Regions from separate parts of the Mus musculus genome. Here regions 1, 2, 4, 5, 6 and 7 are each linked to region 3. Evidence: chromatin loops called from intact Hi-C (ENCODE). Cell type or tissue: left cerebral cortex. All regions are shown on one strand. Links, peaks and the distances in the headings refer to the core of each region. The heading gives the core; the rest is flanking DNA. Region 1 overlaps Pcdh9 (protocadherin 9). Region 2 has its middle 58 kb from the start of Gm24127. Region 3 overlaps Pcdh9 (protocadherin 9). Region 4 overlaps Pcdh9 (protocadherin 9). Region 5 overlaps Pcdh9 (protocadherin 9). Region 6 has its middle 100 kb from the start of Spertl. Region 7 overlaps Pcdh9 (protocadherin 9).

Region 1 (4,428 bases), core at 302-4,301, 180 kb after region 3:
TTCCCAATCACTGGAAATATACCAAGGCTTTCAACTTGGAGAGACCAATAGCTATCTTTTTACAATGCAAAATCTCAAATAACATAACAAAATGGATTACCTGGTTAGCTATTAAGTTTTATGTATTTTTTTTCTAAAAATATATCTTTACATTCTTTATAATGTATCTTTAGTTTAAATATAAGTCAAATTGGGATAGCTAGATCTTTTTCTGGCAACCTGATGTGCTATTACACTATGAAAAATCAATTAAACAGTTGATATTTAAATACTTTTCCAGAATGCATTTTTCTAGATCAGTAAGCACACACACAACAGCAAGAATTATTACTATATCGATATTTGATCTGAAATGCCTATTTGCAGAAATTATATTTATAAATTTTAACCTATCCAGTTTGATTTTGAAGTTTTATTTGTTTGTTTGTTTGTTTGTTTGTTTTTCGAGACAGGGTTTCTCTGTGTAGCCCTGGCCATCCTGAAACTCACTTTGTAGACCAGGCTGGCCTCGAACTCAGAAATCCACCTGCCTCTGCCTCCCAAGTGCTGGGATTAAAGGCGTGCACCACCACGCCCAGTTTTGAAGTTTTATTTTAAAGTTAAAATTTGACACTATTGACTTTTTGTTTTATCAACCACAGTATTTTTACTTCTAAAATATTTATATTAAATTTAATTCATTTTATAATGCAAAGTATCAGTAGCTTCCAACATCAAAAGATAGTTTCTTGCATTTTATGTAAAATCTGGACACAAAATGTTTATGTTTTAACGAATGTGCATTTCTGATTATGGCTACCAGACATTTTGTTCCTTAGATATAAATCATTATTTATAGCTTAATGTTAAACTTCTGGGAATTATTTTCTTCAGTGGATTATGTTCCCCTTATCTTAACATTTGTAATGCTTCTCCCAGCATGTGTGCATCATCTTTCCATTTCTATTATCTTTCCCCTACTTTTACCACTAAACTTTGTTTTATAGAACAGAATCCTGGTGCTCTAATTGCCCGGGAAGGCATTTCTCTCATTAATCCAGATTCCTGTGGGGTGAACATTCTGCTTCCTCCTATCCTCCATTGTGCTTCGTAACCAGAGGGTCCAGTCAGTATCATGTGAGATGCTGCTGTACAATAGATGTTTATTTATGAAATTGGAAGTCCTGGACCAAGATCCATCAGTGTCTCCTCCTTGAGTTCTTATTCTCCAGGCAGGACTCTTGGTGCCAGAAGAAAACTTTCAAAACAGTTCTCCCTTGTGGTAGTCACAGAATAGCTCCTGCAAGAAAACTCTCCAAGTAGCAGTCAATTTAAAATAACATATCCAGGAGAGGAAAGGATGGTCAACACATCAGGATGTTTCTGTAAGACAGTAACCAAGAAGCAATTCTTCAAAATCTTTAATTCGCACTTTGCCACTTGCCTCAATTAATTTACAAAGTAGCCACAACCATGAATAAAGAAACAAATCAAACAAAACTTTTACGGGTTTTTCCTGGAAATTTTATGTCAGTTTGTAATATTTGTAAAACTTCCCGGGCTCCAAACTGCACATGCATATGTAAGACATGAGGCCAGTTCCACATAGACTTGCAGAAAGAGCTCTCTGAGCAGACAACATCACTGCCTGATTTAACATTGACAGAGTTCAGCTCCAACATCGACTTAACCCAGAATTGAAAAGGAGTTAAACAAAAGTCGCTCCTGAATAGATTTGGATCCTCCCAGGACCTGTGAAACTGAAACAGGAAAATTCTGTAGGGTTTTGTGGGAAGTGGAAGCGATGCAGTCAGCAAAGGAAGGGCACTTGAAAGCTGCTTTCAAGTAAGTCTGTGGGGTAATTTGGAAACTAGATTCTCTAGTCTCATGTTGGGTATATGTTAACCCCTCGTTTTAATTTACAGCCAGTAATAGAGCTTCTTTGGCAGTGATTCATAAATCTCCATTTCATCTGGACGACGGCTGCATGATAATGGTGCTTTCATGGGAGCGGCTTCTATCCCTGCTAAGCCTGCATCTCAAACCAGGAAGCCTTCCGCTTAGAGAATAACACTCATGCCAGTCTTAACAAATGCACGGGCTTATTGAAAATGTTCTGGTGCCTCGCATTGTTATGCAGGTCCATGGTCATTAAAATTTTATCATATAAACCCTGCTGTCTGCATAGAAGAGGAATTGAAAATGTTGGCAAGGGATAATCACACATTTTATCAGAATCTCCTGAAAGCGAAAACCAACATGTTTAGAGCAGGAAGCAACCGAAATAACATTGCCTGTAATTTAAATATTACAAAATGTCAAAAAACCCTGAAATTGACATTTATCTACTGCAGTTCACTCTCCTAGTTCCCTTGAATGTCTCAGTTTCCCAAAGTCATATGGCAGCTTGATACAGTTGCACATGATCTGATTTTCTTGTTTCTCCTGGCAAGCTGATATTAATCAACAGAAGCCAGTGAGACCTGAAGGTAAAGGCAGCAGGCTATTGATTGCAGTGTTGACTTATCAAAGACCAGAGAGATTAGAGTGCCTCAGAGCTTTATGTGGGAAGGAATAAAGATTTGAATGACTGGAACCTGATTTGGCAAGTACACTCTACCTTATAAAAGCAGATAAAATATAAAACAGTGGGGGAAAAGAACTCCCAATATCTAATATTGTCTTCAAATATCAATGTGCTCCCCACAACATAAACAAAACATAATGCCCTGCAGTTGTGGCTCAATACCTCTCTTTCTCTTTCTTTCTCTCTCTCTCAATCTCTTTTCCACCCACTCTCCCTTCTTCTCTCTCCCTGTCCCTCTCCTTCTTCCCTCCCTCTCCCTCTCCCCCTCTCTCTGTCCTTTATTTCAATGATTAAAAATAAGTTCTTCTCTCATACAGTACATCTTGACCAATGACTTCTTTCCCTCCACTCCTTTCAGCTCAGCTTCACTTCCCCTTCTTGTTCAGATACCCCCCTCCCCAATTTCCCTTCAGAAAAGAGCAGGCTTCCAAGAGACAACAACCAAACTCAACAAAACAAGATACAATAAGGAAACCCAAAAAGAGTCTTAAGAGCAGGCAAAAGGGTCACAGCCACATCTCTGATGTTAGGAGTCCCAAAAAAGACACCAAGCTAGCAGCCAAAGTACTACATTCTATTGTGAGCATTACGTTTCCCTTTTGAATTAGTGACAGTTCTGGTTCTACTCAAATGCTCCTATGCTGGTCCAACTTTTGGCAATGGCACGAGTAATCATTTTTGAAAAAATAAAAATGTAAGCTTTGAGAAGAGAGGCCCCTAGTTCTTGCAAACTTCATATGCCCCCGTATAGGGAAATGCCAGGGCCAAGAAGTGGGAGTGGGTGGGTAGGGGAGCAGGCCTGGGGTGTGGGGGGAGGAGGTATAGGGAACATTCAGGATAGCATTTGAAATGTAAATAAAGAAAATATCTAATAAAATAAAATTAAAAAAAAGAAAAAGTAAGAGTGGAGTTTGTCTTTTTTAATAGTTGTTGCTTGAAAGAGTTTCAATAATTTCAAGGCTATAATCAGAGTATGGTCAGATCACTTTGGCAGGGATTTTAAAATCAACCTAAGATAACGGACAACTGAAATGTTAAGTTTTAAATATTACTATTGTTCTTCAAATAGATGTTTCTTATTTTCTTTGAGGTAGTTCTGTTTATGATTCTAGATGTCATGAAGTGTTTGCTCTGATTTGTCCGTCCTTCTACTGCCTTTTGGATTGTGGTGGGAATGGATAGGGAACTTTCTGTGTTTATGAAAACATATAAATCTATGTTCAAGTTTACCTGAAGAGCATTATTCTTAAAAACCAGTATGTTTCTCTCTCTGATGAGTAGCCAGATATACCATATATTTTAATAATATAGAATTGATACTAGGTATATATTGAATACTATTATACCTCTTATTATCTATGTGTTTCTTTATGAAGGTTGCTTTAAGCCAAGTCCAGTTTCTGTTTAATTTTAAAAGTTTCACAAGCTAAGAGATCCATTAGGTGGTGAAGAATCTCTGAAAGTGTTCAATGTAGAAATTGAACACTGAATGCTACTTTTATAATATTATTCTATAGATATATGGCAGCAATATTCATGATATTCAATAGTCAGATGGGATGATCAGTAATTTATAAGTTACATATTTATAATATAGATTTTTAAAATAAAATTTCTATATAAAATAAGGTAATACACACCCTACTTGACTTGCCTAAAAATTTAGGAAAATATTTATTTGCTTTACAGTATGTGTTTTACAATACGCCTGATCAAACAATTTTTTTATAATCCAAGTGAACAGTTCTTTCAACCTAGAATTTAATAAGTACCGTCTAGAAACAAATACTTATTTGTAATTAATTACACCTCCACTCCGTTGTCTGTAAGCATTATATAAGTCAGATGTGAATATATAGACC
Region 2 (4,428 bases), core at 324-4,323, 1.6 Mb after region 3:
TGTCTAATGAGCTTATTGGATTTCAGAGGAACCATATTCATCATTTTGGAATTATTTTTGCATATTTTTCTCAGGTGTTCCTTTCAAAGCAATGACAAAATTAACTATTACACAGGGACACAGAAATAAAGAAATTCTAATTTATGGTCAGAATACTATAGAAGTGAATGAGCAATAATGGACCTTGTGCATCCATAATATTCAAAGGTTCTTGAAGTGGTAGTGACAGATATTGGTGATGCAGGGCCCTTGCCAGTATCTGGTAGATAAATTGCTTATCAGGACACTAGAATTTCAAAACAATGTATTTCTTCTATTGGTAGACTTCAAAAGATGAGTGTACATGAACCAGTGGGGAATGACAAATGGGAAAATATTAACTACATATTGGGCCTACAGCTACAAATAAGTTATATGATAGACCAATACATTTTTTTTACTGTACAGCATGCTTCATTTCCATGCCCTTATACCCCCAAAGCAAGTTTTCTGTAATTATTTGAGAGATACAGAATATAAAGACACAGACTTCAGTTGTTTTTTAAAATATCCTGGAATGTTACTATAGAACATCCTTTAATAATAGTGGTACATGTCAATTCACCCCCCCAAAATACATTCAGTCAATACACTACTTTTTTTTTCCTAGAAAATCAACTTACTTTACTAGAAAACAATTTCTGAATATGGGATTTCATAATTATATGTGGGTAGTCAAGAACTTGGAAAGAATGCAAGTGCAAACTGAATGACAAACAAACTTGTGGGTGAAGTTTCTTAATGGAGCCTACTCTGTGAGAAAGTTGGTGAAGACCATTTGTCTGTGCCCATGTGATTATCTTATGAACAAAAGATGCTAACAGTTAAGTACATATATAGACCATTATTCTAGAATATGAAAAGGGTTTCACAATGGCTCATGAACAAAGGAGCTGTGTTATCAAGGATGGTGGTCATTCATAGGCTTAGCAAAGTAGGCTTTCTCCACTATTGATTTAGTTGTGGGGAGACCAACATTGAAATCCATTATGACATAAGTATCTATGGTGGCTAGGTGTGATGTACTTTATGACAGCAGTGCACTTAAAAAATCTGTATGGAAGAAGTGATATTTTTATCTCACTAGAATAAGTATTTTCTCTGGATGCAAAAGTTTCCTCTACATGGAATGAATCTTATTAAACTATCAGTCATGGGCTTAGTGAATACTTTTTTTTTTTTAACAGCAGTAGTATTTTGTATAAAGCTACTTCTGATCATAGAGTCCCATTGAAAATACAAGAGCTGTAAAGATGGCCCTCTCCTCAGGCATTTCACCATCTTCATGTCCTTTTCCCATTTCTTAAGCAACTGAACACTTGAAGAATAAAATGATCTTTGGATGATTTACAATATAATCAAACCCTCAGAACATTTGTTACCATCCTACTTCAAAACCTTCCAAGATTACTCACTTTCAAAGCAGTAATAAAGACCATACATCCTACCAGGTTTCAGAAGAATGCTCGGGTTGTTGTTGGCTTTGCTTTTTTTAAAATTTTTCTGTATCTATTAATTTGTTTACTCTGACTTACAGTGTGCAGGCAAAGCCTAAACACTAATCCTCAAACAACAGTGTACTTTTAAAGCATTAAAAATCAGGATGAAATACATGCTCACCTACCACTGTGGGATAAAGAGACACTGTCAGTAAGTTTAAATAGATTAAAACTATTTTCAGAAGTTTCTTTTAAAGAAAACGACAGGACTTTGTTATATAAAATCATGAATTTTACATGAAAATATTTTAAAATACTACAATTGTGACCAGAGGCAGATTTCAAGTTGGCTACTTATGCTGAGAGAAAAGTGGCAGATTTTTTTTTATGCTGAACTATTACTGAAGAAAATATGTAATGGAAGAGGTTGGATGAAAATGTCAATCTTTCCCTTGGGATGGGTCAGATTTCTGTGGTGACATCTGTTGAGGAGATTTAAAAAAGGAATTAGAAAGATTATTTCAGGGCAACAGGACTGCTCAGCTATGGTTACTGGATATTCAATGACTCTTTTGCTGTTTTCCTTTTTTTTTCATAATTTTCTCTGAATAGACAGGCATAATATTTCAAGAAAAAAGTGCTACTGGAAATACCCAAAAATAGCGAAGAAAGTGAACTTTGCTACTATTCTGGACCTCTATCCCAGCAATGAGGTCAGTAGGCTTTAAGTTTTGTTTGACCTTGATGGCACCTTGGGAATTATTTAAGCTTAGTTAGCTCTACACTCTTGCAATATAGCAAGGGAGGCTATGAATACACGAGTTCTTCCCATTAGAGTTAAAATTTGAAATGAAAAAAAAGAAGATGTTAAGTCTGTCTTCTCTTATTATTACCATATCTGGAAATAAGTGACTATTACACCATGAAGAATTTTTTTCCTAATTTGAGATGTGATGGTCACCTAACTTCTTAATGGTGTTATTAATTTCTGGTGAATAAATTTCATTATCCTCTGGCTATTGTGATATTCTTTATTTTACTCCCATAATTCACCACGAACTATCTTCATATCTTTTGTCTTTTACCCACATTCAGCCCCAAATTGTGAATCATGTTACCTCTGATTATTATCTATGATTCTCCATAATTACATGTATTTTCCTGAATTAATGTTTTCTTCTTTCTCTTGCAATGATGGAGATCAAATCTACAGATGTGTGCATGCAAGTAAAAAGCTCTAACACTGAGCCATATCTCTAGGTATAGGTCTGTGACTGCTCTGCTGCTGGGCATGGCCTCTTGAAGACGTAGAAAGTGGGGAGCTTGACTGAGCCTATTCCACGATGCCATGCGGTTCTCAGACTTTTGGACAGCCAGGCACTGCTGGGAGTCACAGAATAGGTGAGAACAGAATTGACACAATATCAAAAATGACCTATATCATGTGCATGTGAGAAAAATGTGCATTTTCTATGGCTGTATGGATGTTTTGTAACTCTGATAATAACAAGTATTTAGTTGTATATCTTTTTTGTTGATTTTCTGATGACTTTATTTTCAATTAATGGAATGTTGGTAATTATGCTGATGTTTATTGTTGAATGGTCCAATACTTTTATTTGAAACTACAAATGTTAGCATATCTTTGTTTTATACGCAGAGATATATGCTGTTAATGGATACTTGATTTTTATCATTTTAAAACACTATCAAGTGCATATAGTTTATTTTTTCAAATCATATTTTGTTTGATATTTGTATGGCATTATTATTTTAATACTTCTAATATGTTAATATCATGTCTCCTCTGAATCACATGTATTAAGACTCCATTGGTCAAATGCAGAGTCTCTATTTCTGGTAATTAATTCTGTGACATGTTATAGTAAGCAGCATCCTAAGACTGTCTTTAGCTGGCTGTCAAAATAAACTAAATGCAAGAAATATGCAGGAATTATGAAAGAAATTGTATTTGTTTGGGAAAAGGATATTTCTATGATCTAATACCTTGATTACTAAGACAATCAATGATAAGAAAATCATAATTATAAAAATTCTTGCTTTATTCAAAACTGTTCATTAAATAATTTATAAGTAACTATAATAAAAATTTCATAATTTTTCAGAATGTTGCCCTTTGGAATCATATAATATTTACAAATTGCAATTTGCAGGATATCATACATAAATTTATGAAAAAGTTTAACCCAGTGTATAGCCTAAGAAGATTACCAGCAACCAAATTGGAGAGGATTTATGTGAGGAAAGAAGTTTACATTTTTACACAACAAACACAAAACACAAAATGACAGCCAATACACAAATGTTTTATACAAAAATTAATGCAAAAAATCTCCAAATTTATTAATAATAGGCAGATTCGAATTTTGAGGCAAGGGGAAATAGTCTGTTAGATTAGTTTAGAAATGTAACGTTTCGATTTGGATGTACAGCAAATTTACAAATATGTATGTTCATAAGATAATTTTTGAGTTATTATAAAAGACTACCATGTCGTATATTGCATGTATGTATGCTGGATAGAAAATGAGGATGTCTGAAAGTGCATTTAATTAAAAGTAACTCAGCGCTATAGATATGCTTCCTCAGAAACACTTTTGAGGTATACCTTCAATTTTTCTTTATTAAGCAATCATATAATCTTATTTTTGGTTTTGAGTTTTGATTTGATTTTTTTCTTTTTTCTTTTTTCCTCTTTTTTTTCTTTTTTCTTTCTTCTTTTCTCTTTCTCTTTTTCTTTTCTTTTCTTTTTCTTTTTGTTTTTTGTTTTTTGTTTTGTTTATTCTGGGACAGAGTTTTTCTGTGTAGCCTTGCTTGTAATGTAATTTGCTCTTTAGGCAAAACTGGCCTCAAACTCAAACTCAAAGAGTTGCCTCCTAGAGTTTGTATTAGAGGCATATGCCAGCCTGCTTCTTCATCTAATCTTTCT
Region 3 (4,428 bases), core at 133-4,132:
TTTTGACAGCCTCCAGAGTCTTTAACAGGGAGGAACAAGAGCGGTTCATTTTTACAGTAACTGCCAGGGACAATGGGACCCCTCCCCTCCAGAGCCAAGCAGCAGTGATAGTTACTGTTCTGGATGAGAATGACAATAGCCCCAAGTTTACTCATAATCACTTTCAGTTTTTTGTGTCTGAGAATCTGCCAAAGTATAGTACTGTGGGGGTAATCACAGTGACAGACGAAGACGCTGGAGAGAATAAAGCTGTGACTCTTTCCATTCTAAATGACAATGAAAATTTTGTGTTGGATCCCTATTCAGGAGTCATAAAGTCCAATGTCTCCTTTGATAGAGAGCAGCAGAGTTCCTACACGTTTGACGTCAAAGCCACCGACGGGGGACAGCCACCACGGTCCTCTACTGCAAAAGTAACTATCAATGTCATGGATGTCAATGACAATAGTCCAGTTGTCATTTCTCCACCATCCAACACCTCCTTTAAGTTGGTGCCCCTCTCAGCCATTCCTGGTTCTGTGGTTGCTGAAGTGTTTGCGGTGGATATTGACACCGGAATGAATGCAGAACTCAAGTATACCATAGTGAGCGGGAACAACAAGGGATTATTTCGGATTGATCCAGTAACAGGCAATATCACCTTAGAAGAGAAGCCAGCACCTACTGATGTGGGCCTGCACCGTCTTGTGGTCAACATAAGTGACCTGGGGTACCCTAAGGCTTTGCACACTCTCGTGCTGGTATTTCTTTATGTGAACGACACTGCTGGAAACACCTCATATATATATGACTTGATCCGTAGGACTATGGAGACCCCACTGGACCGGAACATAGGAGATAGTGGTCAACCTTATCAGAACGAGGACTATCTCACCATCATGATTGCCATCGTTGCTGGGGCCATGGTGGTCATTGTTGTGATCTTTGTCACGGTGCTGGTGCGCTGTCGCCATGCGTCCAGGTTCAAGGCCGCTCAGAGGAGCAAACAAGGGGCTGAATGGATGTCCCCAAACCAGGAGAATAAACAAAATAAGAAAAAGAAACGGAAGAAAAGAAAGTCGCCCAAGAGTTCTCTTTTGAACTTTGTTACTATTGAAGAGTCCAAACCCGATGATGCCGTTCATGAACCCATCAATGGGACCATAAGCCTGCCTGCCGAGCTGGAGGAACAGGGTATAGGAAGATTTGACTGGGGCCCAGCCCCTCCAACCACCTTCAAGCCTAACAGCCCTGACCTGGCCAAGCACTACAAGTCGGCCTCTCCTCAGCCCGCTTTTCATCTCAAACCTGACACTCCAGTTTCTGTGAAAAAGCACCACGTCATTCAAGAGCTCCCGTTGGACAACACCTTTGTTGGGGGCTGCGACACCCTTTCCAAACGCTCCTCCACTAGTTCAGATCACTTCAGTGCCTCAGAGTGCAGCTCCCAAGGAGGCTTCAAGACAAAGGGCCCCTTACACACCAGACAGGTAAACGAGCACTTTTACTGGTCTATAAGTACTGCCTACAAGTGCCCAGTCAACCAGTATTAACGTGCCAGTGTGTGTATTGTTTTGGTCTAACTTTAGCTTAGTTATGAAGAGGGAAAAAAAAAAAACTTGACCCCTTTTTAAAATTCCTCTGGGGCTCAGTCAAGAATTTTTAGAACAGCTTTGAAATTTCTGAGTTCTGAGAATTATTTAACCTCCCAGTTTCCTTCAAGTGGCAAAAGATGAAAAGAGGAAATTATTCCAAAATGTCCCGAGATCATGTTTGCTCAAGAAGAAAACCCATCCTGATTTGCCCAATTCTGCTCCTGGGGCTTCCAAATTACCGACTTCCAAGATTTTCACATTACCTTTTGATCTAAAAAGTCACCTTCAAGTATCAAGTTTAAATGACATTTGAAGGTCTGACACCTCTTATGCTGGAGCTGTGGTCACTAAAGGGGTTAAGGTTTTTTTATTATTATTTTTTTAACACGGTAAAAAAAGAGAGAGTAGGCTCTTAAGTGTACATCAGCTGTGAAGCACATGATTATTGATTGATTGCATCTAAGCCATATAGAAAGTCTACTCCTTGATTTCAAGTTATTTTATTGTAATATAGTATGCTGGATCTTTCTTAGAACGATTTTCAGTGTCCATAATGGTCATATATGAAAAGAAAAGAAGAAAAATAAAAAGGGAATGCTTTCTCTCTAATATTACTAATTTATTCAGAAAAGAAGGATTCCATTGTAAATACTTTCTCATCTTAGTAATGCATAAGTGGTCTGTCATAACTCATTTTAAACTGTGAAAGATGCCATATGAAGAGGGATTAAGAGGCTGAGAAACTCATATTTCAACCAAATCCAGAATTAGTTTTTCTTAGGTCTAATAATTCCATGTTAATAAAGATTTAAATGCAGTCCTGTCTAATTTATTTCTTTGGTGCTTGTCTGTTGCCACAAAATTTGAATGTCGATAATAGCCTGTAGATGGCACTAGGGTATCATGTCCCCTGTGCTGGCCAGGTGCCAATCCTGCAGTAGCGAGGAGGATGGGGGAGGGAAGGATCAAGCTGGTAGTACAGCCAAAGATACCTTTTATTTAATGATAGTTCCTCTGGAGCCACTAGCATTTAAGTTCATTTGTTTGCTCTTTAGTGAGTTGCTCTCAGCACATCAAGTTTCTAGGATTTTGGAAGCCACTCTCTGTTATTAGGAGTCCATCTCTGTTGGTGGCCCATACACCACCTTGCTAACCAATTAAAAACATGAATATAAAAAAACAAAAACAAAAAACAAACAAGTAAAGCAAAATTAACACAATTGTCTTGGTGAGTCTCTGGGAAATCAAAAAGGTTTTTTGTTGTTGTTTTGTTTTGTTTTGTGAACTTGTGATAGAGTAGTGCATCTTACGGAAACTGTTTCCCCTTGTAAATCCTGTAGCTGCTCTGTAATGACTTTGAGGCTTCATGACTATAAGGTGTAAAAATGATTTTTATCAGTCAATCACACAGGTACGCTAAGAATATTAAGTATAATTTTTATTATTATGAATGTAAGATCACCATTTGTACACAGAGCAATTAAGTACACAGAGCACTGTTGCAGAACATCTGAGTAAACCTGAGATACACAACCTGAAAGAACCTAACAGTTTTGAAGTCCTAGAGAAATCTTTCATTTGGAAGTGGAAGTCAGAAGGACAGCTCAGTTTCAGGCTAATCTTATCATCATTTGAGAAGAGAGTGGTTTTAAGACTTGGAAATTGTCCAAGCATAAACAAGATTTTTTTTAAAAGTTGTTTAATAGTTTATTATGGCAAGAAAAATAACCGATAAAACTAAGTGGACTTAGTGAGGAAGTTTCTGTATCAATGAAGAATGATGTGGTGTGGTTTTATATCATTCCTTGAAAAGAACTAGTATAAATGGAAGTGCTTTCTGTGAGATATAAAATCGGTTTCCCAAGGAGAGTTACTTGTCTACCTTCCCATATGATCAACCCTTTCACCTCAGTGTATGGGAATTGCCAGCAAGGTCTAAGCCAAAATCTTTTAATTTTTTTTCCATAGTTATTGAACTTAAATATGGCACAAGGACACAAATGCTAGTCAGATGTGTTTCAGCAGAGTTTTTGAAAGCATCTTCTGACGAAGCTTGGTTTATCATAAAGACATTTGTTTATATATGACATAGTCTTGCTGTCAGTATGCTGAGTAACTCACAAACTGAAACTATTGTATGTTTCAGACACACCTTTTGATCATGAAGCATTTTGTAGCTTTCTTGTACACATTCTAAGGTTGAAAGGTACCTGTAACTAACTCCCATGGAAAATAGCTATTGAAAAGGTAATCTTTATGTCTTTCAGAGACTTTCATAACAAAAAAAAAACCCTAAAAATATAGTAGTCACTTTGGAGGAAATAAATCTTGGAAACCATCAGAGAGGTGATGGCAGTGGACAGACGCATAGACACACTGTTGGGGTGACACGGCGTTTTCTAAAAATGAAAGACAAATTATAAATAGCTTCCTAAAATTGTATTCACTGAACTCTATGATAACTCTGGAAGACGTTTCTGTTAAACAAGAACAAATAGGTGGATTGTTTTTTTTCTTGTTTAACTCCTCAGTTTCAATAGTAACCCTATTTTTATTACAGGAGATTCAACTCCTGTAGTTTACAACACTGAAAATGTAAATTTTATTACAAATTTTAATCACACAGATGTACTATCTAATACATGATATGTGAAGATTTTTTTTTTTTAGTAAAGTGGGCATGACTGCCTTAAATGGACTCCTTTAGCAGTTGTGGTGTTTGTTGAGGTGTGTAAAGTGGAAGAATCTTGAATAAAAGGTTACCAAATTTAAATACCACTACTTTGTAAGCCCTGTCTTTAACAGGACTTCTTTTGATTTCATGCTACTAGTTGAAGGGTGGAAAAGTGCAAGA
Region 4 (4,428 bases), core at 313-4,312, 340 kb after region 3:
TATTTTATTTTTTTATTAAAGGTTTCTGTTCTGTTTTCCATTTTCCCAACATGTTTCTATTAATGTGTAATATCTATACATTTTGATGAGTTTAGGTATGATATCTCAATACATATATTTAATCCAATCTCTATTCATTATTCCTTCTGTGCTTCTCTACTATCCATTTATTAATGTCTTGCTATGAGAACAATCATGCAAAACTTGTACTTCTGTATAAGTTTAGTTTATTTAAGGAGGTATCTCACATTATTGTGAAGTGTTTCTCTGTAAGACAGAGTTTTACTGTATCTTATGTCTAAATAGCTTCACAGATCTATACATATCAGAACTGATAATGATTTAATTTGACTATGTTCTACCTCTTTTCCATAGCGGCACAAGACTACATGTGCAGTTTTCTTGTTTATATGTTAAGTCCATACTCTTTGACTAAAGGTGCCTTTCAATTTGAAAATTTAAAGACATTAAAATTTGATCAGTATACCAAAGCATTTTTTAAAGGTTGTCTGGTTTCACTGCTAATACAATATATCTACTTTTAAAAGCTATGCTCTTTTAATTTTAAAAGTCCCTTGCTTAGGCTCTCTTCCTTTGACTTCCTTACCCTCACAAATTAACATAGTTACTAATAACCAACTGCCTGTGCTCAGATCCACAGGAGTCACAGGATTTTTTTCAATATTTTAAGCACTTCATGTTTCTTCATGAATGCAAGATGTTACTAGCAAGCACCTAGAGAATCATGAACATAGTGTAACAAAGGACAATGATGGGATGACTCGTTTATAAATAACCTTGCAAGACTTAAAGAAAGGAGATGAGTTTCTGCATGGTGAGAAGTCAGAGAACTCAGAATACATAACATTTAGCCTTGTTGAGTGATGCCTAGGAATTTAGTATGTGTGCCAATGGAAGCATAAAACCTCTAGCAAGGGAGATGATGGGGTGGGAAGGGAAAGAGTTAAGTTGTAAGCATGTAGTTGTGGAGTGGAGGTGCTGGGCAGCTTGCAGGATTTGGGTGGAACAAGGTCTTTTGAACAATGCATACCGGGGTTTGTTCTGAAGAAAGCAGCAGCAGCAGGCATACAAGCAAGCAAAGCTCCAGCAAAACAAAGTCAAATAGCTCAGCTTCCAGATTCCTTTCCAGGATGGCTGCTTTCTTCTTTTTACAAGCTAATGTCTTTCCTTGCTCTCACAGATAGTGAATCATTAGAAAAATACCAACTGCACATAGGACCACTATTGTAAGCAACAACTGATGTAACTACCGTTGCATATATTCAGCTTGAGAATTGCTGAGTGCGATTATCTTCAGGCTACAAATATAATATAATACTATCTTTTGTTAGAGAAAGGAAGATATAGGTATTCAAAATTCTATGGAAACCTGAAACTGGGACACAGTCTTTCAAGTAAACAAATCAAATAGATCTTGATCTCTCTCTTTCTTCTCTCTCTTTCTTCTCTCTCTTTCTTCTCTCTCTTTCTTCTCTCTCTTCTCTCTCTGTCTCTGTCTCTGTCTGTCTCTGTCTCTGTCTCTGTCTCTCTCTCTCTCTCTGTCTCTGTCTCTCTCTGTCTCTCTGTCTCTCTCTGTCTCTCTGTCTCTCTGTCTCTCTGTCTCTCTCTCTCTCTCTCTCTCTCTCTCTCTCACACACACACACACACACCAATTCTATATCAGGCTGTACTCCACAATATCATACCCATAAGAAAAAGATAGAGAAAGGAACACAGTTTAACTTATAGCAACTACTGTTGTGCTCAAGTTTTACAACGGTGTTAGGGAGTGATTGCAACTACTGGAACAGGTGGTATTTGATAAGAACATAAGAGGGGACAAAGATGTATATAAAGTACTTTTCAGGAAGGGAGAGCATACTGAATCAAAATCTGTCAAGAGCTTCAGGAAATAGCAAGATCTGTCTCACTGAATGTATGTAGTATGCAAGTAAGATTAAAGATGAAAAAAATATGAGAAAAAGTTTAATCTTATCTAGACACTGAAGGACACTGAATGTCATGATAAGACATTTGAAAGTCATTCTCTAGATAGTGTGAAGTTGTTAAGTTTGTGGACTGTGAATCATCATACGAAAGAAGAAACTTGGAAGCCTTCAGGAGGTCTACATTATTTATCATCACTTAAAGTAGATTGTACTGAGGTCCTTTTTTAGTGACACTTTTATGATCTATTTATATATGTACATATATGTGTGTATAATATTGTGCTTTAAAAGGACTTATTTCTCATTAGTTTTTGTTATGATCAAACACTAGCTGCCAACATTTTGCAATTAAATGAATGAGTAAATCACCTATAAGTATGTACTTTTGAAGATACTTTGATGACATGCAAAATTAAGCAGATATTTATTAAACATTAGTCTTATTGGGGGGAGGTCATGCATGCAGACATGACATTTGGAGGGCAATTATGTGTGCTGTTAATGTGCAATTAAAGGATAAATGCACTCATTTACAATATAGGCAGAAAAATGTAACTTGCTCATGTTTAAAAATGGAATGGAATCAGAGCCAGATCTTGATGAATGGGAAAATTTGGGAGGGACACTTGGAGGCTGGCATCAGGGTTAGTGCCTTATTTGTTTGGCATTTGAGAGGAAAGGGAAGGAGTCTCAATTACCATTTTTGGAAGAGAAGCATATTAAGGAAATACAAGGCACAATATGACAACCAGCAGTTTCAATTTAGAAAAGAGTAAAATATTTTTAGATTTGTGAAAATGTTAACCAGAGTTTCTCAGCGTAACATGAGGTAAATGCTAGTTTCAGAAATGATTCTATTGCCACCAAGAGAATTTCTGGGAAATCGATGTTTCATGCACACACAAAGCCACTTATTTATTTATTTTTTGGTTTCATTTTAGTGTCTTGGCATTTGTTCACAAATAGGTGATGAAAAATTAGTCATATTTTAGACATTTATAAATTTTCCATTAAGAGTGTATTACATCAGGCACTGACTTAATATTTTATAAATTAAACACTAACTTATGAACAGGGCACAAGTTTTTTGCGTGTGTGTGTGTGTGTGTGTATGAATACTGTATTTATCTAATTCTTTTTTTTTAATTTTATTTTATTTTTATTAGGTATTTTCCTCGTTTAATTTTCAATGCTATCCCAAAAGTCCGCCATACCCACCCCCCCAATCCACTACCCACCTACTCCCACGTTTTGGCCCTGGGGTTCCCCTGTACTGGGGCATATACAGTTTGCAAGTCCAATGGGCCTCTCTTTGCAGTGATGGCCGACTAGGCCATCTTTTGATACATATGCAGCTAGAGTCAAGAGCTCCGGGGTATTGGTTAGTTCATAATGTTGTTCCAACTATAGGGTTGCAGTTCCCTTTAGCTCCTTGGGTAATTTCTCTAGCTCCTCCATTGGGGGCCATGTGACCCATCCAATAGCTGACTGTGATCATCCACTTCTGTGTTTGCTAGGCCCCTGCATAGTCTCACAAGAGACAGCTATATCTGGGTCCTTTCAGCAAATTCTTGCTAGTGTATGCAATGGTGTCAGCATTTGGGAGCTGATTATGGGATGGATCCCTGCATATGGCAATCTCTAGATGGTCCATCCTTTCGTCACAGCTCCAAATTTTGTCTCTGTAACTCCTTCAATGGGTGTTTAGTTCCCATTTCTAAGAAGGGGCAAAGTGTCCACACTTTGGTCTTCATTCTTCTTGAATTTCATGTGTTTAGCAAATTGTATCTTATATCTTGGGTATCCTAAGTTTCTGGGCTAATATCCACTTATCAGTGAGTACATATTGTGCGAGTTCCTTTGTGTTTGGGTTACCTCACTCAGGATGATGCCCTCCAGGTCCATCCATTTGCCTAGGAATTTCATAAGTTCATTTTTTTAATAGCTGAGTAGTATTCCATTGTGTAAATATACCACATTTTCTGTATCCATTCCTCTGTTGAGGGGCATCTGGGTTCTTTCCAGCATCTGGCTATTATAAATAAGGCTGCTATGAACATAGTGGAGCATGTAGGACACACGTTTTTAAAGCATGGCATGCAGCTGTCTTAGGATGTCCTACAATCACCTTGCTTTTCACCTATATTGAAAGCTATTTTCCTCTCAATTTTTTTCCAAGGGAAGGTATTTTCTCCTTTCCTTCATATCTGTTTTTGAATCAAAGGTATATTGAAATCATTGCAGAACACATTCCAAAATAATTCTGAGATTTAAAAACTTAGTTCCCAGAACACAGTGATTTTTCTCATACCTTGTATAGAAACCTGGTTATAGATATTGGGGAAAAAAAAACCAAATAAATAATGATCTTCTTCTCCATGGAAGAGATTCTGCTCACAAAGTAAGTAAGTAAGTAAGTAAATAAATAAATAAATAACAATCCAAACAAACAAAAATAACCAAAAAAAGAAAAGAAATC
Region 5 (4,428 bases), core at 316-4,315, 280 kb after region 3:
TTCTGAATTTCTTAAGGGATTTATTCATTTTTTGTTCAAGGGCCTCTGCCATTTTCATAATATTGGATTTAACGACTTTTTAGAAAATGTCATTTGTGTTTGAATATCCATGACTTGCTGTAGTATGATGCCAGGCTCTTGTGGTACAATATTGCCCTGGATGTTGTTGATTGTGTTCTTATGCTGGTCTGTACTCATCTGGGTTTATGATTATAAGTTTAAGTGCTGATTTCTGAGTTAGTTTGCTTGATGGATATTCTTTGGATGTTTTCCCCTCTTGATTTCTGTCTCCTGTCATGTTCTTAGGCCTGTGTAGACTCTGGTTCTGGTAACCAAAGAGTCTGGTAACCAGTAGAGTATCTTCATTGCGGTTTTGGAGGTCTGTTTGACCTCTGGTATATGGGGTGCCTGTGGTACTTCTGGGGTTCTGTGATTCTGAGAATTAGTATGATGTCTGAGGTTCTGTATACTGGTGTAACCTCTAGGCTCTAGGTACCAGCATAGTATCTTAGGTTCCTAGAACTGGCTTGACCTATTTCAGAACAGTTGTCTTCTGCTGGAGTTGTAGGCCAAGGTATGTAACCATGAGGAAGGGATGTTATTGGGGATAGCTGGAATGAATTAAGTAGTGTTAATGGGCAGAGGTAGTGTCTTACTGGTCTTCCTAGAAGTGACTTGGAATCTGATAAAGCAGGAGTCTTCTGCCAGAGATATCCACCTGAATATGGAGCGTCATATTTATTTTTAAGGTTTAGCATAACAATATCTGCTGGCCATCTCTGCCATCTTATGATCATTGATCAAAACAGCAGAATAGGGACTCATGTCTAATATTTTAACCAATGACTAATTGGAACTATGTGTCTTGATTTTATTTTCTTTTTGTTTTCACTTTAAGATGATCCTTTTTTTTAGACACAACCCTATTATTGACAAAACACTATTTCCCCATTATACATTAAAGTCTTTTAAGCTGTTTCATATTTGTTCAAATTGAAACTTCTTAGGTTTACTTTTAAAACTTTGTAAACTCATTTTCTTCAGTCAGCAAACTGTAAGTCTTTATAAGATCTTAAATCAAGATCTTCTGAGTTATTCTGTATTTTGAGGCACTATATACTTATATGTTTCATTTTCAGACACAAACTAGGTCAGAGAATTGAGTGATGAAGGAGAAGATACAAATTGTAATGAGTTATGTTAATTCAAAACCACTGAAAACATTGGACACAGAGATCCAGGTCAGAATAGTATTGATTTGTATTTGATCGATCGCAGGTCACAGATTTAAGAGGGGCAGAGGACCCTCTTGTTATTTCAATTTACTAGGTCAAAAGTATATCTTTTCTGAATTAACTGATATTTTTATTATGGGTAGTTTGTGATGAGTCATGTGTCTTCAATATTAGTCATTTGTAATCAGCAATACTTATAGAGAGTTCTAATACTGAACTCTTGTTTTTATCTTAACTTCTATGTAGCATCTCTCTTATGCCATATCTTTGAGTATTCTTCAAAAATTCTGAAATTTCTACTTGACTTTCTTATTTTTTGTACCATATTCTATATTTAATTAGGTGTTTTAATCAAGATTTTTATAAAAGCAAAACTTGTGGATAACATCACTTTTCTGGACATTTTAGATTGTACATATTTCACTTAAAGGTATATTAACCTGGATACATTTTGTGTGTATAGTATTGTGTGTTGATACATTATATAGCAAGCGTGAAATTGTAAGGACCTTCCCACAGTTGTATAAATGTCTTTGCATGGGCATATATGTGAATCTGGAGGCTAATTTTCAAAGAAAACTACAGTCAGATAAATAAGATGAGAAATTGAATAGGTTCATTCCAGAAAAAAAAAAAAACACTAGGTATAAAACACCACATGATGAGTCTTTGCAGAGAGAGCCACCTACTCGCGAGCGTGGGTATGTTGCTGAATGACACTTCAATGGAAAAAGGGAGAGATCCTATTTGTGTTTAACTTTAGTTAAAAACAGCAGTAAAGCTGTGTGCCTAATATAGAAATTCTCTCAGAAGATCTGGAACATTTTATGGAAAAAATAAAGGAACAAAATCTAAAAAAAAAAAAAAATATTACATCAATGAATGGTCTGTCCTGGTTGTACTTGTAAGGGGGAAAATGAATGAGATTTATGTTTGTAGTGATGTTGTGAGAGTACAAATGAGTCCTTAAATATTGACAACTCACTGCACAAAATTTGTTTCTAAAACTGAAAGCCATCAAAATCAATTTACTGGCTCTTCATGTATTTTTATAGTTTGTCTCGCGCTTCAAATATTTTAAAACATCATGAAAAGTGAACAGTTAATTCTGCAACAATGCTCCTGACTGTATTTTGTCATTTGGAGCAATTCTTCCACAAATCTTACTATTTTGAAATTAGTCATGGACTGCTATTTTGTATCCTAGCTGCTTTGTAATTCTACATTTCTAAACCATTGAATTCAACAGTCTCTGGAATATTTGCTTTATCATTAGTTTTCATTTCTTTTACCAATAAAGATGGATAGATAATGTTACTACCTCTCCTACATTCATAAGCACTGCAAAAGCAGAAGTAGAAAGTAAAAAACCACAACAAATTATTAAATATGGTTTTATGCAATTTGAAAGTCTTCAGGTGGAAAGTTCAAAGATATGTAAGAAACTTCGTTTGTGCTTAACTGAAATAAGACAGGACATCCATACAGAATGTAAATGGACATAATTTGTATGACTTTAGACTAGAGAGGGCACTCAGAAATGTGTGTTTAGATACCTCCTCAACCTTCAACTAAAATTATTACTCTTCTTGGTTATAAAGTAGAACCCATCTGGAACGAAATGCTCATAAGATTTTGGGCACCAAAGAAAGGCAAGGAAATATTATAATTTCTGTTTTTAATGATGACTTGACTGATTGTACTGTTACACTTTTTCCTAGGGAAAATAAGTTTTCTCTAATGGACTGTCACTGGGTATATTAACTATACTCCTGAGAAGATCCCATGCCCAGGACTGGCTGGTCAACCCAAAACTGACTCCATGTAATTGGAGGAACTTATTGTATTGTTTTGTTTTGGGATTTTTGCCCTTTTGTTTGTTTGTTTTGATTTTTACTTTAATGTGGCTGTGGACTTTTGAAAGAGAGAGAGAGAATAAAATTGGCTGATGACTTTCCAAACAGAATGATAAAGTGTTAAATATTCAATATAATTTTCTGAGGATCGGGAGTACTCTATTGTAAATTTCCTCTAAATTACAAATATTGTCTTAATTCATCACTAAAAGCTTATTGATACATTTTATGTTAGCCAACAAGTGACCTTGAATTTCCTTCTTATTATTAGAGAGAAATGGTATGTTGGATACTTTTTTTTTTTTACTGTGTCAGAATGAAAGAGCCATATGGAAGAAAGGGTTTACTTTAGTGTTCATTTCCAAAGGCTACAGCTAGAATGGCTGGGAAGGCATGTTATAACATAACAGTAAGAGTAGAAAGGAGAGAAATCACCGTTTGCCTCACACAGGAAGTACAGAAAGAAAGAAGAGTTAAAGAACTCTATAAATACCCAAAGCCCATGCCCAGTGTCCTACAACCTACAAGAAAGCTCTAACTGCCAAGTATTCCATAACCTTCCAAGCAGCTCTAGCAACTGGGAACAAATGATCAAATTGTAAAAGGGTCTTGCACTTGCCAGATGTAATTGTTGTAGGCAGAATACTGAATAATCTCACCTGTTCTAGTTCTTTCTGAACTCTGGCTGGCTGATTCAATTTATCTGTTCTGGCTCAAAAACCTTCTCCTTCTCTTGAATGGTTCAAACTGGCTCCTCTTGGCTTCTGACTTAACTGCTCTGCTCAAACCTTACTGCTGTGAATTGAACTCAACTGAATTCTATCCATTGCCTGAATTCAACTGAACTTGACTTCAACCCCTACTGCATCCACTGAACTAACTCTCTCTCTCTCTCTCTCTCTCTCTCTCTCTCTCTCTCTCTCTCTCTCTCTCTCTCTCTCCTATTTTAAGTAGTCTCTCTACTTTTTTCCTTTTTCTGAGCTGTTCTCCTGGGAGTTGGGCATATCCTATATCAGATTCATGCTGCCGAATCTTTCTCTGTCTCATCACTTTGCCTGACACTCAACTAGAAGTCACTTTCAAATATGGCTGCTTCCTTCAACAAACTAACTTTACCATCATTGTTAGGTATTAAAGGTGTGTATATTAAATGTGTGTCTGTATCTCGCCTAGGCCATACAGTAATTCTGGGTGTCCCCACATTCTGGCAGGGTCATATCTTTAGATGTGATCATTTGGCAGACCAGTCATATTACTGGATTAAAGTTCCTCTACATCAAATTCATGGGCTTTTTTGAGGTGGATGTGGCTATTTCACACCATCACAGATGTTATGC
Region 6 (4,428 bases), core at 150-4,149, 1.9 Mb before region 3:
AACTTGTGTATGAATTTAATTATATTTATATTTGTGTATAATAAAACCCTTTTATCAAAAGGCTCCTGATTATCTCTTAGAACCACTGAATGGACAGTATGTTTTTTAAAAAGTTCCCTTTATATTATTTTGCTTCAAAGTACAAGATTTTATTTAGTAAATTACTTAGGAGATACATATTTTTCTTCAGAATGTTAGAGTTATCAGAGAAATTTGTACTGACATTAATTTAACTGACACTCTCAGTACATAACCTAGAAAGAGATTTGGAAAAATTTGTTATCCTTTGAATAGCATGTTTACCTGTCTGTGACTTTCATGGTTGTTATGTGTGCATCTAAAGAGAGCTTAACACACAGTTCCGAAGTTGTTTGTTATTAGGCTCAACAATTTTTAAGCTCTTATATATAGAAAGCAAATCACAAAGCTTCACAAGGTGCAAATCCCTGATGCACTAACTGCCCTCGTTTTACATGTGGTACATAGCTGGCATCATCGGAGCTAATAGAAGAATCTAATGCAAAAGTCTCAAATATGTCCCTGTTGCTTTATTCTTAAGATAGGAATGTTCACTTCTTCGAGACTCTGATTATTTGAGTTGCATAAAGATCAGCATGTCATAAGCATTTAAAATTCTTTTCTCTTAAAATGAATCGTGTCATTCTTCACATTTTCATTGTGGTTCCTTGTGCTCCAAATTTCTATCAGGTCGATATTCTTAAGAATTTATCTTTAGGGGATTTAAGAGTGGATAGTGTTTGAAGGGCAAATATCTGGACAAGGATATTATTCCATGTTTAAAATAATGTCTTATCACACTTTGCAAAGATAATGGGGAGGTATTATGATTCACAGACTCTCAATCCTCCTCAAAAGAGGAGTAAATTAGAAGTTCCTTAAAAGACTTTAAAATAGGCCATATTAAATTTCTATTAATGTGAGAGTGACTGGGAGCACTCACATTATGATATAAAATATTACCCACTGTGCAAAGTATATTTCTCTGGAAATATTGAAGGTTCTAATGCATACTTAATGTATTTATATGCATTTTATCTTACCCATATGGGTATAGAAATATTAAAAATAAGTAATCTCTGTAATGTTAGGAAATTATTATGCTATATAAATAATATATATATATATAAATTATATATGTGATTATATATATAAATAATCACAAGGACACAAGGAAAGGGAAACAATGTCCAAAAAGAGAAAATGAGGAGGAAGAAGAGAGGTCAAAGGAGAAAGAGAGGCAGACAGAGATGGGGAGATGAGGCAAGAGAGAAAGAGAGGGACGCTGAGAAACATAGAGATTGTCTTCATTGTTAATGTTATTCATCAATTCCCAGGACCTTAATAATTTGTAACTGAAAGCAGGTACGCAATCGCTATATATACCACAGAATTAAAAACTATCTTACAAATATTCTTTCTCAGTTAAAACAGGTTTGAAAATATTTGGTAAGGTTTCAGATTCAGAGACGATTCTATTTGTGATGTGCGAATTCCTGTGTAAGAAAGGAAACTATAGTTCTGCCTCCTGATGAAGGATCTGATATCAACGTCCTCCAAACTGAACAAGAATTCTAGTAGCGATATAAATCTGTACTGTAACTTTTTTTCTTTTTCTTTTTTTTTTTTTCTTTTGGCTATTAATAGTATCCTTTTGCATTGCCAGTTTTCTTTTATCTTTTTTTATTACCTTTTTTTTTTGGTGTTTTGTTTTGTTTTGTTTTGTTTTGTTTTGTTTTGTTTTAAATCCAGTAGTTATCCTACCTGCTCTGCCCTCCCACAGTACCTCATCCCATTCCTCCTCCCCCCTATCTCCAAGAGGATGTCACCACCCCTCCAAGACTCTGTCAGACCTCCCAGTACCTGAGGCCTCAAGTCTTTTTCAAGGATTAGGCACATCTTCTCCCACTAAGCCCAGACCAGTCCTCTGCTTTACATGTGTCAGGGGGCCTTGAAACAGTTTTTGGATGCTACCTGGTTGGTGGCTCACTATCTGAGATATCTCAGGGGTCCAGGTTAGTTTAGACTTCTGGTCTGATGAAAATTGGGTCGCCCTCCTCCTCAACTTCATCCAGCCTTTTCCTAATTCAACCAGTATTGTGACACTTTTTTAAAATGAGGTTTTATTTTTCACATATGATAGCAAAGCTATACATACATGAGTCCAGATTGTGATACCTCACACCAAGAAATAAGCCTGACATTAATATTTTGGACAAGATGATGGAAACTCATTTGAGTCTCTGATTTATCAGTCACTTTAAGTAGAATTAAACCCTACTCAACATGAGATTCATCGTGCTTTGAATTTGGGACTTTGTTTTGTTTATCATGGACAAAAAAAGCTGCTAACTCAAAAAAAAAAAAAGATTGAAGCCTATATTATCCAGAATATCTCCACATACAGCCATTGGATTCTAAGCAACTTTATAGTAAGATTTAGAACACTATATGATTATGAATAGGAAAATACTGGGATGAAAGACTATCAAGAAACATCCCTAATCTAAATTCATTTGAAAGTCAAGGACATTATGAAAAAAAAATTGTTTAGTGTAGAAGATCCAGGAGGTGGCACTCTTGTACTATCCTTCTGTTATGAAAACTTAGCATTTCTGATATTAGATTTTACCCTCCTTTTCTCTACATACACACACACACACACACACACACACACACACACACACACACACACACACACACACACAAATACACACATGCACACTCAGAAAAACACACAAAAATGTTGTTTGATGTATGTACATGAGCACATATAATTAAGTGTGCCATACACATAGCAACATTATATCCTCCAAAATAACTCACTAACTTAATATCTTGGGAGAATATGGAATTATTTCATTCAGTATTATTTGAAACATTTTCATCAGAAAACACATGGTGGATTCCTTGAGAAATTAGTGCATAAAAAAAATCATGTTTCACCGATGACTCAATACACATTTAAAGAAAAATAATTTTCTTACAGTGAATTCACATTCAAATAGAAAGAAAATGTCATTCCTTTGCACCTGTCACTCGATGGCTTTGATTATCTTGGTGATAGAGATTGAAAATCCCAGCATAGAATCTAAGAATATAGAAAGGGCATTATAATGTTCAAATTCACTGTTTATTCAAATGTGCAACAACACATGCAATACAGTACAGTTTTATATCAGAATAAAGCAAAAGGATTATGCTCTTTAATTATGGCATTAATATCCAGATAATTGAATCTTAGTTAACGAAGTAGAGTTAAGAAATGGTATTCCTGCATTACAAACCCACAGGACTGGCAAAGAATCCAAACAGAAAATAGAGCAGAAAAGTAAATCATCTGAAAAGGGAGGATTTTAGAAATAAACAGCAATAGGATTTCACATAGTTTAAAAATATAAATGCAATTTGAGTAGCTATCCTGCAGATGTGGAAAAGCACTTTAACAAAACAAAATCTAATTTCTCCTCATTACACTACATATTTCACTCATTTCAAAGTAATTTCTGTATCGTTTTCTCTTTAGGTGCATGAGGTAACAGGACGCTAACTGTGAAACACCAAGCTTTAATGTAAAAACAAGTCTAAAGTCTGCTCTTGCCTGCACCATACTAGGGAGGTGACCTTGAGTCAGTTGCTTAACCTGTCTAGAAACTGGCAGGCTCCTGAGGCAATGAGGGCACTGCCACTTGGATTACAGTCCTTGTGACAGTTGTTGTCTTTCTTCAAGTTTTGTGTTCAAGGCAGGTTTATAACGCTAAGAAGGGAACTTTAAATCATTTTCTGTTCTTGCTTTCATAATGCCTTTGTAATTCTGGTTACAAAAAAATTATTTTTCTAAATGTCTCATGTTTTCTTCCATTTTTTAATTCATTCTTCTCTCCTACAATGCATCTCATCCACAGCTCCCCCTCTCCTCTTCCCAGCCTGGATCCACCTTCCCTCTCTCCCAGATTCACTGCTCTTCTGTTTCTCTTAAGAAAATAGCAGGGCCCCCCAGTGGTATCAAACAAACTTGGTATAAAAAATGCACTAAGAGTTGGCACAAACCATCCTATAAAGGCTTGATAAAACACCCCAGTTAGAGGGAAAAGGTCCCAGAATCAGGAAAAAGAGTCACAGAGACCCACGTTCTCACTGTTAGGAGTTAATCAAACCGACAAAGCTAAAGCATGTATGCAGACAGCCTAGCACAGACCCATGTAGACTCTACAGTTGCAGCTTCATTGTCTGTGAGGTCCTATGAGCCCTGCTTAAGTGGTTCTGTGCATCCTAGTCTGCTGTTCTCTACCACTATGGCTACTACACATATGTAAATATACTCACCAAATGTAAATAGAAGCTTACTTTGTGAAATGCCAGCTTTAACCACAAAGATGAGCATGCTTCCTCTTGTGAAAACAGAAACAA
Region 7 (4,428 bases), core at 194-4,193, 170 kb after region 3:
TTAGTCTACTCTTCCTAATTCTTCTAACCTTGTTACACTTATTTCTGACACTTCTATATTTATTGATGTAGCTATAGAAATTATCCTAATGGCATTCTCTTATCTCATTATTCATTTCTTTAAAAAAATCAACAATAATGAGCAATAAAAAAAAACATGTAGAGTTCAGTGTTTTCAAGGAAGAATGGCTGACTTTGTAGATGGTGGGGGTGTGGCTGTTCTACACCATGGCTTCAGATGGCTGGCAAACATGACCACAGGGAGACAGGAAGCCAAGAAGCACGGGTGTGGCAGTCTTACACACCATTCTCTTCCAAACCAAGCATTGCCAAAAGTGTGCTGACTTTCTCAGAAGTTTCAACTGGCTGAGTCACCTCTACTCACATTGTCAAAGTGGAACCCAAATTTCCTACACATGACAATTAAAGAGACAAAACCTCTTAAACCACACACACATTCCCTTTCCAGGTCTTTCTTTGACATATTCTGATAAATACATTAGCCCAAATTCTGCAATGTTAGGTGTTCTCATGCTGAATTTATTATGGGGCAGGAGGTGTAAGATTATATTTAAGGAATCTCTCAACATTTTGTTGGCACAGCCTGATTGCTTCTGATACTGCATCTTCATTTATAGTCATTAATACAATTCAAACCTCAAAGCAAAAGAATAGGTTTTCTAATCCCCCAGTGATCAATAGCTATGGCTTGTGAGCTGTTAGTTGTACTTTTTATTACTAACTCTTGACATGTTTGTATATGCTGAAGATTTCAATTAAAAGAGTCAGCAGGGTGATATTGAATCAATACTTGTTGTTTTGTATCTGGGGGAGAAAAACAATATGAAATATGGAAATCTGAGGTATGTAAATGCCCCTGGCTCTGCTGTGAGACATAGCCTCCTGCTTGTCAGACAGACATGATTTTTAGAGCAGAGAATTTGCTGGCTTAAAGTAGACAACTTGCCAGTTTCATTAGTTTGTATCTGATGCTAGACAGAGTCGCTGTTCAGATCATTAAAACACCATCCTAAGCTTCCGTTAAGTTTGAGCCAAACGACAGCATATTTTAGAACGACTTTGTGCAATTCCAGTGTGTAACTTCCTGCTGCTTATAGATGAGTAAACTTGTGATAACTTTACTATAAACTGATCTCTTTTCACTCTGCCTTTGTTTCTTTTAATTTCCATTAGCTTGTCAGTAGCATTATCTTCAGGGGGTTGTATAGACACACAGTAGAGAACAACCTGAAAGGGATTAACTCTTAGCAATACCAATGTCTGAAGTACCAACATGATGGGGATTGTATGGATAGGGTCATTAACTTTGATTCTTGTAAAATTGTTTTTCTTTTCTTTCTTTTCTTTTCTTTCTTTCTGTCTTTTTTTCTTTTTTCTTTTTTCTTTTTCTTTTTTTTTTTTTTGCTTTGTTTTGTTGTTTTGTTTTTCTCTCCCCACTGCTAAAGACTGTGGGAGATTAAACAGAAAGAAGAACAAATTGCTTAGATTCATATAAGGATTACTGTAGGATAAACACTGTCAGATCATGGGGTACCTCTTGAAACAAAAATTAGGATGTGAAATCCATCTACAAAGAGCAATTCTCTAGTGAAGAAAATAATGTTTTCTTTTTTACCTGCAAGGATTTTCATTATTTTACAGTGTATTGTGCACTACACATCGTTTCAGCCAGGGATTCAGGAGAAAATGCAGGAAAGCTTGTGACAAACATTTAAGGTCAACTAGATAACATTTTCCTTCTCTGTGACTCCCGCTGAATTCACTATTGTTCATTCTGAAGCCATTGTTCTCTGAAGACAAGAAGATGAACAAACACTAACTGTCGGAGAGCTTGTCCTGTCTATCTGTGGAATTTTTAGCTGCATGCTGTTCTTCTGAAGATAGTAGGGAATATATTTATGTTTATGTATTCTCTTTCCTGAACATATATTTCTGTACAGGCTCAGATTTAAATTTCTTAAATTGCCACTGTACTAGAATTTCTCAAATTGGAAGTTTTTCCTTAGACTGGGACAGTGAATATTTTTGTTTGAAAAATTAACCCTGAAGAATAGACGAGTGCATCCCATAAGCTACCAGGGAACACTAGGCTCCTTTTTTTTTTTTTAAAAAAAGCATGTTTTTGTGGTTGTTTGCTTGATGTCTGAAAAAGGATTTCACTATGTAGCCCTGGTTGGTTTGGAATTTGTAACATAGACTAAGAAATATGCTGCCTCTGCCTCTTAAGTACCAGCATTGCAGGTGGATGCCCTAGCTCCTGCCTAGTTTTCATAATGACCTCAGGCAATGATTCCTAAAATAAAGGTATCATTGAAAAAGGGACGCCTGAGCTCATGGCCTTCTCTTATACAAGTGAAGAGACAACTAATTTTGCTTCTTGAGATAGCTCTATTGTTTTCTAAACAGGGGAACCAGAATGCTTTCCCATATGAGGTATAATGCATGTGTTGTTTAGAATTTTTTGTTGGTGGTAGGTTTGGGGGTTTTTCTTTTTGTTTGTTTCTTTCTTTGTTTGTTTTTGTTTTAATTTCATGAAAGCTAGGGATATCTGGGAAGTGGGAACCTTGGAACCTCACATGAAAGAATGTCCCTATCAGATTGGCCTATAGGCATGTCTTTGGGACATTTATTTTGTTTTGATTGATTTATTGGCTATTGTTGTCTGTGAGTGTGTCCAATCTAGTGTGGGCAGTGTTACTCTGCAAGCCGTTGGGAGCTTTCCAGTAACCCATGTTCCTAAGTGGCCTTACTTCATTTGAATACTCTAGTCCCTAGCATGTCTTTTCTCAGTAATGAACTATTACACTATGAGATAAAATAAATCCCGTTTCCACAATTTGTTTTTGGTCACTGTAGTTTGGCAAAGCAATGGAAAGCAAAAAAAGACATTTTAGAAGCTGGTCTCTTCATTTTCTCTCATTTAAACATTACTCTTTTTAGTCACTTTGTTTATCAATCTATACCCATAAAACATTGTCTGCAATTGTATTAATGTCAGGTATAATATTCTGTCCATAACAATGTGCTGGTATCTGTACTAAGATTATTTTTTAATATTCATTCTCATGTCTTAAGCACAAAGAGCAGTATATTTTAGAACACAACTTTCCTTAAACAAATACTGATTAAGTAATGTTGAAGTTCAGTATAGACAATTTTTAATTTCAAACTATCAGATATATCTGGTTACAAAAATACATACATTTAACAAGTAATTTAATATTCCCTGGTGGTTACAAGTTTGACCTCCTAGGGCTCAAAGAACAAGGCAGCACAATAAATATTGAAGTGTTTCCAAATGGCAAAGTCTTCCAGCAGTTTTATTTACAACTCTAACCATGAGGGGTCCCTCTGTTTGCCTGTCAGTATAACAGAACTGATCCTACAGAAAAATTCAGCTCTAGAGAAGGGAATATGAATAACTTCAGTGTGCAGAAACTATGGGAGTCACTGAGTGGGGAATCTCTATAAATAAGCGCAGGTCCTACTCCTAAGGTTCACACAAACCTATGGAGAAAAGGTAGGCTTTCGTGATCTTCCTGTGCAAGCCAAATAGCTTTGGAGTGGCAAGCCTTGCATCCAGCATAGCTCCATTCAGCTCACAAATGCTCAAGCCATCCTTCTATCCCATCCATGGTTATTTTTGTTTTCCCGTGCAGTCTGATTTTTGTTCTTGGCCTCTTTCCTCCAAGGCTGAGAATATACATCTGTGTGGGAGTTGATGCCCTGATTCACTGCACAACTCCACGAAAAACAAACAGAAGGGCCAGGCTGCCTGCTAATCCGTCTCAGCAGCACTGCCTTGCTCCCCTGCCTTCCTGACAGTGTCACTTCAGGCTCTGAGCATATGGGCAAGGGCTTTCTGCACAGCCACTTATGGCCTATATCTGAAATTTACTGTACCTTCTTGCAAAATGCAGCGTTTGTTAACCACACGAGAAATCGATGGATTTACGGATGGAGAAATGTACAGCCAGGCCTGCCACGAAGCCCCTGTTTGCACGCCACACTCTGTTGCTAGGTTTGGAACGAGGAGCTCTGCTGTTAGACTCCACCAGATGAACAAATGTCTGAATCTCTTTGAAATGAATGAGTTATGGAGATCTCTCTTAAAGATCATTCACTTTCATTTCTCATGCATCCTAAGCCGCAGTTTTGAGGTTAAGACCTTGGTATAAAGCATGCACGCAGTGACAGAGGTTGCTTGGCAGGGTTTCTATCAAAACACCCCAAACCTCCTCTTCTTGGGGGAAACAATTACTGAGAGAGAGAGAGAGAGAGAGAGAGAGAGAGAGAGAGAGAGAGAGAGAGAGAGAGAGAGAGAGAGAAGGAAGGAAGGAAGGAAGGAAGGAAGGAAAGAGAGAGAGAAAAAGAAAGAAAGAAAGAAAGAAAGAAAGAAAGAAAGAAA

Evidence for each region. Peaks named below come from ENCODE experiments on the same cell type or tissue, not always from the same donor. Only the 100,000 strongest peaks of a DNase experiment are listed, where the experiment ranks them.
Region 1: it touches region 3 in a loop (2.5-fold over the local background); 5 of 42 quality-filtered maps call a loop at or near these places.
Region 2: it touches region 3 in a loop (3-fold over the local background); 2 of 42 quality-filtered maps call a loop at or near these places.
Region 4: it touches region 3 in a loop (4-fold over the local background); 5 of 42 quality-filtered maps call a loop at or near these places.
Region 5: a loop joins it to region 3, with 4 times the contacts of the local background. A loop is called at or near these places in 3 of 42 quality-filtered maps.
Region 6: a loop joins it to region 3, with 4 times the contacts of the local background. A loop is called at or near these places in 6 of 42 quality-filtered maps.
Region 7: a loop joins it to region 3, with 3 times the contacts of the local background. A loop is called at or near these places in 5 of 42 quality-filtered maps.

What each region holds. Positions count from the first base shown.
Region 1 is chr14:93,699,118-93,703,545 of GRCm38, reverse strand. The region is part of intron 2 of Pcdh9 (protocadherin 9); the gene reads left to right. Among named protein-coding and RNA genes, the nearest start is that of Pcdh9, 190 kb to the left of the region's middle. In left cerebral cortex, for the core only: no CTCF peak of the experiment used is centred there; DNase peaks (open chromatin) are centred at 1,780 and 1,979; H3K4me3 peaks cover 913 bases; H3K27ac peaks cover 1,887 bases.
Region 2 is chr14:92,308,893-92,313,320 of GRCm38, reverse strand. No RefSeq gene overlaps it. Among named protein-coding and RNA genes, the nearest start is that of Gm24127, 58 kb to the left of the region's middle. In left cerebral cortex, for the core only: no CTCF peak of the experiment used is centred there; DNase peaks (open chromatin) are centred at 834, 1,530 and 1,856; H3K27ac peaks cover 908 bases.
Region 3 is chr14:93,882,738-93,887,165 of GRCm38, reverse strand. It overlaps Pcdh9 (protocadherin 9), which reads left to right. Exons shown (of 5, transcript NM_001081377.3): 2 at 1-1,469. Among named protein-coding and RNA genes, the nearest start is that of Pcdh9, 5.7 kb to the left of the region's middle. In left cerebral cortex, for the core only: a CTCF peak has its summit at 2,452 (motif pointing right); DNase peaks (open chromatin) are centred at 944, 1,251 and 2,494; H3K4me3 peaks cover 4,000 bases; H3K27ac peaks cover 1,776 bases.
Region 4 is chr14:93,537,974-93,542,401 of GRCm38, reverse strand. The region is part of intron 3 of Pcdh9 (protocadherin 9); the gene reads left to right. Among named protein-coding and RNA genes, the nearest start is that of Pcdh9, 350 kb to the left of the region's middle. In left cerebral cortex, for the core only: no CTCF peak of the experiment used is centred there; DNase peaks (open chromatin) are centred at 1,064 and 2,633; H3K27ac peaks cover 1,607 bases.
Region 5 is chr14:93,605,267-93,609,694 of GRCm38, reverse strand. All of the region lies in intron 2 of Pcdh9 (protocadherin 9), which reads left to right. Among named protein-coding and RNA genes, the nearest start is that of Pcdh9, 280 kb to the left of the region's middle. In left cerebral cortex, for the core only: no CTCF peak of the experiment used is centred there; a DNase peak (open chromatin) is centred at 1,934; H3K27ac peaks cover 992 bases.
Region 6 is chr14:95,775,803-95,780,230 of GRCm38, reverse strand. No RefSeq gene overlaps it. Among named protein-coding and RNA genes, the nearest start is that of Spertl, 100 kb to the left of the region's middle. In left cerebral cortex, for the core only: a CTCF peak has its summit at 2,560 (motif pointing right); a DNase peak (open chromatin) is centred at 2,597.
Region 7 is chr14:93,713,100-93,717,527 of GRCm38, reverse strand. The region is part of intron 2 of Pcdh9 (protocadherin 9); the gene reads left to right. Among named protein-coding and RNA genes, the nearest start is that of Pcdh9, 180 kb to the left of the region's middle. In left cerebral cortex, for the core only: CTCF peaks have their summits at 1,728 and 3,867; DNase peaks (open chromatin) are centred at 365, 1,769 and 3,732; H3K4me3 peaks cover 198 bases; H3K27ac peaks cover 3,845 bases.